Regions from separate parts of the Homo sapiens genome. Here region 1 is linked to region 2. Evidence: chromatin loops called from intact Hi-C (ENCODE). Cell type or tissue: IMR-90. All regions are shown on one strand. Each heading gives the region's core, and the rest is flanking DNA. Links, peaks and the distances in the headings are about the cores only.

Evidence for each region. Peaks named below come from ENCODE experiments on the same cell type or tissue, not always from the same donor. Only the 100,000 strongest peaks of a DNase experiment are listed, where the experiment ranks them.
Region 1: it touches region 2 in a loop (2.0-fold over the local background); 15 of 110 quality-filtered maps call a loop at or near these places.

Annotation. Positions count from the first base shown.
Region 1 is chr14:89,424,376-89,427,287 of GRCh38, reverse strand. It overlaps a transcript of FOXN3 not described here. Among named protein-coding and RNA genes, the nearest start is that of FOXN3-AS1, 8.5 kb to the right of the region's middle. RefSeq lists an enhancer at 1,846-2,460. In IMR-90, for the core only: no CTCF peak of the experiment used is centred there; a DNase peak (open chromatin) is centred at 1,177; H3K27ac peaks cover 756 bases.
Region 2 is chr14:89,489,086-89,491,997 of GRCh38, reverse strand. It overlaps a transcript of FOXN3 not described here. Among named protein-coding and RNA genes, the nearest start is that of FOXN3-AS1, 73 kb to the right of the region's middle. In IMR-90, for the core only: no CTCF peak of the experiment used is centred there; a DNase peak (open chromatin) is centred at 1,677; H3K4me3 peaks cover 438 bases; H3K27ac peaks cover 992 bases.

The DNA.
Region 1 (2,912 bases), core at 128-2,627, 65 kb after region 2:
CCTCCTCTTGTGCTTTTTTTCTTCTTTTTCTTTTTCTTCTCTTTTCTTTTTTTTTTTTTGAGACAGAGGCTCACTCTGTCGACCAGGCTGGAGTGCAGTGGCACGATATCAGCTCACTGCAACCTCCACCTCCCTGGTTCGAGCATTTCTCCTGCCTCAGCCTCCCAAGTAACTGGGAGTACAGAAACCCACCACTGCGCCCGGCTAATTTTTGTATTTTTAGTAACAGAGTTTCACCATGTTGGCCAGGCTGGTCTCGAACTCCTGACCTCAAGTGATCCACCCGCCTCGGTTTCTCAAAGTGCTGGGATTCCAGGCGTGAGCCACCGCGCCCGGCCCTCCTCTTCTATTTCTCGGTCACAATTTTGTCTCCCTTGTACCCCACGGGTCCTGTCCTTCATGTCCTAGGCCCCTGAGAGGTTCTCTAAGAAGCCAGGTGTTCTGAAGCTTTCCCAAACTCACTGTGTGGGTTCAATTCCCAGCCCCATCATTTACCGGCTGTGTGTTATGAGCAAGTGGCCAAACCTCTCTGTGCCTCAGAATCTCAGTTGATAAAATGGGGATAATAATAGTACCTACTTCACATGATTAATGTGAGGCTGAAATGAGTGAATATTTTCGGAGCTTTAGAACACTGTCTGGCATCCAGTTAAGTGCTATTTCGGTGTTTGTTAAATGCAGTCAGTCCTCATCATTGGTAGTTTTTGTATTTGCGAATTCACCCTCTTGCTAAAATTTACCTGTAATCTCAAAATCAGTACTCCTGCCCGGGCATGGTGGCTCAGGCCTTCCCAGCACTTTGGGAGGCCGAGGCGGGTGGGTCACCTGAGGTCAGGAGTTCTAGACCAGCCTGGCCAACATGGTGAAACCCTGTCTCTACTAAAAATACAAAAAATTAGCTGGGCGTGATGGTGGGCGCCTGTAATCCCAGCTACTCAGGAGGCTGAGGCAGGGATAATCACTTGAACCTGGGAGGCAGAGATTGCAATGAGCTGAGGTCATGCCACTGCGCTCCACCCTGGGTGACAAGAGCAAGACCCTGTCTCAAAAAAAAAAAAAAAAAAAAAAAAAATCAGTACTCCTGGTGCTTTTGTGGTCACTCATGGACACGTACAAATGAGTCATTCAGTGTGCACGTTCCCAGCTGAGGGTGAACAAAGTGATGTTCTGCCCGCTTGTTTTGGCTTTCCAAGTGTCCTTTTTGTGGTCTGTTTAGTACCACATTTTTTGCATTTTTGTTCATTTTGCTGTTTGAAACGGAGCCCAAGCACTGCTGAAATGCTATCTAGTGTTTCTAAGTACAGGAAGGCTGTGGTATGCCTTATGGATAAAATGTGTATTAGATAAGCGTCATTCTGGCACAGTTCGTTGTGAATGAACAACAATATATATTCAAAAAGCTTCTTAAATGGAAACACAGATAAAATAAATATCAACAAAATTATGATGTGATAATATATCAGTAAAATTAAGTTTTCATTGGTTGATGAAAGGGTTGTGAGTGGAGGCTCACAGGAACCTAACCCCATATTTCCCCTAGGAGCAATGATTCAGGATTTGTTAATTCAGTGTTTGTGACACTTTATAGAACACAACTACTATGAATAAAAATAATCAGCTATAGGCTGGGCGCGGTGGCTCATGCCTATAATCCCAGCACTTTGGGAGGCCAAGGTGGGTAGAACACCTGAGGTCAGGAGTTCGAGACCAGCGTGGCCAACATGCTCAACCCCGTGTCTATTAAAAAAAAAAATTAGCCGGGCATGGTGGCACAAGCCTGTAATCCCAGCTACTCAGGTGGCTGAGGCAGGAGAATCACTTGAACCCAGGAGGCAGAGGTCGCGGTGAGCCGAGATTGAGCCATTGCACTCCAGCCTGGGCAACAGAGCAGGACTCTGTCTCAAAAACAAAACAAAACAGGCCAGGCGCAGTGGCTCATGCCTGTAATCCCAGCACTTTGGGAGGCCAAGGTGGGTGGATCACGAGGTCAGGAGTTCAAGACCAGCCTGGCCAACATGGTGAAACCCCGTCTCTACTGAAAATACAAACAATAGCTGGGTATGATGGCATGTGCCTGTAATCCCAGCTACTTGGGAGGCTGAGGTGGGAGAATTGCTTGAACCAGGACCCGGGAGGCAGAGGTAGCAGTGGGCCAAGATCGTGCCACTGCATTCCAGCCTGGGCTGCAGAGTGACACTCTGTCTCAAAAAAAAAAAAAAAAAAAAGAAAAGAAAACAAAACAAAACACAACAAAAAAAAGTCAGCTGTACATAAAATGAGTTCAAGAACTGAGAGAGGTGATCTCCTCTTGTATCAGATAAGCATCACGAATATCCCTGGGGCAGGAGAAGCATTAGTAGCTCTGGTCATGTGGGGTAACTCAGCTGGGCACAGATTTTCTATCAGATCTGAAAAATAAAAATAACTTGTAACCACATTTAGTGGCATGATCACGGCTTACTGTAGCTTCAACCTCCAGGGCTCAAGTGAACCTCCTACCTTAGCCTCCTGAGTAGCTGGGACTATAGGCACGTGCCACCATGCCTGGCTAATTTTTCTATTTTTTTTTTTTTTGTAGAGTCATAGATCTCCCTATGTTGTCAGGCTGGTCTTGAACTTCTAGGCTCAAGCAATCCCCAGCCTCGACCTCCCAAAATGTTAAGATTATAGGTGTGAGCCACCGCACCTGCCTTCCCCCACAAATTCTTAATTCAAGAGTATTTTGAACTCTTGAATCTTGGAACCTGCGTAAGAGTTTGTAGAGAAAGTTTGATATTCAAAACCTATAAACCAAAAGACTTCCCACGGCCAGACAATAGACCTCATAACACAGGATATAATGTTTGTTGTACTTAGCAATTCTCCTGTTTGCTCAGAGCACCAGGCTTTTCAGAAGGGGATCGTTTTGTCCC
Region 2 (2,912 bases), core at 125-2,624:
TTCCAGTGTAGAAACAAACCAAAACAAAACACCCGTCTATGCTATTTTAACTCTTTTGTAAGAATAGAAAAACACATGAACCTAAATGTAAAGCGCTAGGCTGAACTCGTCATTGGAATGTGAAATCTTGGCAGTACTTAGAGGAAACTCAATCGCTTCCATTCAAAGGGCCAGGAAATTGATTTAGAAAAAATAAAATAAATTTGAGGGATTCCCAAATAGTGGCAAGGTGGAATGACTAAGAGAAGCATGAAGGTACAGACGGATCTTATTCCCAGTCATAAATGGTGGTAAAATGGTCCGAATAAACCTCCCGAGGCAGAGCTCATCTGGAGTCTCCATTGCCCAGAACTTCTGAAGATTCCCAGAGACCACAGGATGAAAGGTTGGCATCCAGGGCTTTCCACTTTGAGTTTCTTTCCAGCTTCTCGTCTCACTGTGTTTTCTTTTCCTTGGGCATCCTGTGCCCCTGTCCATGGGTCCTGAATTCTGTGCCCTGACCATACTTGAAAGCACATAGGCATTTGCTCTCACCGTTACCTCTGTCCAGATGCCTATAGTCCCATCTTTGCTTTGCAAGGCCCAGCTTAAATTCTGCTTCCTCTGTAAAACCTTACAGATCTCCCCCTTTCATTGAAATGATTTCTCCATCCTCCGCGTTCACTTAACCATTTATTTGTCAATGATCATAGCACATATTGCATTGTATTAAGGTTAGCAGTGGCCGGGAGCAGTGGCTCACGCCTGTAATCCCAGCACTTTGGGAGGCTGAGGCGGGAAGATCACCTGAGGTCGGGAGTTCGAGACCAGCCTGACCAATGTGGAAAAACCCCGTCTCTACTTAAAAAAAAAAAAACAAAAAACAAAATTAGCCAGGTGTGGTGGCGCATGCCTGTAATCCCAGCTGAGGCAGGAGAATCGCTTGAACCCGGGAGGCGGAGGCTGTGGTGAGCCGAGATCGTGCCATTGCACTCCAGCCTGGGCCACAAGGGTGAAACGCTATCTCAAAAAAAAACAAAAATGATTAGGAGTGTATCTCCTTAACTAATATGTAAATGTATTAAAGACAAGGGCCATGACGTATGTACTTTTGTAGGATTCGCCATACCTAGAATAATACTGTAATGGAACTGTTGTATTTAACTGAATTCTTAAAACCTTGTAAAGATATACATTGTGGACCAGTTGTCAAATGCTTCTGTTCTTTGAGCAAAAGGAATCTGTTGGCTGCTGAGATTCCGAAGGCTGTGTCTGTCACAGCACCAAAAGCATCTGGACCCATTCAGCCACTTTCAGATGCTTCCAAACTTCCTGCTGTTTGTCATCGGCTAAACTCATGGAACAAACCAGGTGAATGGCTGATCTTTTTCATATTCATAGACTCACTAGATTTTAGAGCCAGAAGGAACCTCAGGGAGCTAAATTCATTTTATAGAGGAGAGAATTTTAAACCTGAACTGCCAAGTGACTTCTTCAAAGCGAGAGAGTTGGTTAGCGCCCCAGGTGTGTGGACCTAGCTTAGCCGACAATACCTCCACATGCTCCTGTCTACCAGGCCTTCTTGGCATGGCCTTGGGTTCCACTTAAGGCATCAGGGATCAGCTGGTGCTTTCTGCCCATGTCTGACATGCTTTCTATATGTAAACACCGTCATCCAACAACAATCCGTTCACCACTCTTTGCTAAACGCTGATATCATTGGGATAGAATTAAAAACAAAAGTGGACTGGGAGTTGAGCTCAGGGGAACCAGGAGCAAAGCTAACAATTCATTAGCCGTCGCTGAGGACACGGCAGCTGCTGAATTCAGGCAAGTTCAGACCCTTAAAAAGAGTGGAAAAAAGAAAGCACATGCCTCCCAGCGCCTGGGCACCGTATCACTGGGCCAGCTGGGCGCAGCACTGTGGCAAAAAAGATCTCTTCGTTTTCAGAAATCTGAGCCTCCGACCTTGCAGACAGGGAGGGGAATGTGGCTGCAACTTTACTGCATTTGGCATTACGTTTTACTCCTGCCTGCAGTTGTATCAGACACAGCTCCTGTGTGGAGTCCATGAGGATCTGAGAAAAGAACCAGCCCTCCAAGCTGACATAGGAGCAAGCTGTCTCAAGAAAGATGTGCGTGCATGTGTGTGCATGCGCGCGCGTGTGTGTAAGGCTTGCATCTGAGGCTGACAGGCTTTTTAAGAGGAACTCTTGGTTTCTGTGTAAATGTGTGCCTCTTCTGCCCAGAGTTAGCCTGTTAAGGGAATAAAGCGCAATTCAGGTTTTGGAGTTGGAAGCCTGATTAATCTCTCTGCCAGTTACATATGGAAATAAATTAGTAAATGGTCCATCTGGGACTAAACTACTGCAGAGATGATAAATTATTGCCATCGTATATGTCGGTGTTGCTGAAGACTGAGTTGTGCTCACCAGGAGCTGCTAAAACATAACTAGATGCTCTATTGTGGTTAGAGGAATATAAAAAAATTTTTTAATTACAAGTAAAAGATTTACCTTGAAATGCTTTTTGGGAGAATGGTTTGGTTGATGCCAAGTTTGTTCCTCAGAACTGCTGTATCTGCAAATATTTAAAAGGAGAATCTCAAGGGCATCAGAAACATGTTGCTTTTATATTTTCAAAGGCCAGTAGGATAACAAGTGTTAATTAGTAGCCAAACGCCTCGATGAGGAGGATAATTCTATACCTCTATATAGTATGGCACTTTATAATTTTCACAGCAACTTCATTTCTATTTTCTTATTTAAATTTCCAAGAAGGTGGGGTAGGTCAGTGCCTCTTTTTCTTGATAGATGAAAAACTGAGGTTCAGGGGGTTTAGTGCCTTGTCCATAATGACTCAGAAATTTGAGTGGCAAAGCTGGCATGGGTAAGCAGAGACTGCCAATTCTGAATCCGGCTTCATTTCAATCC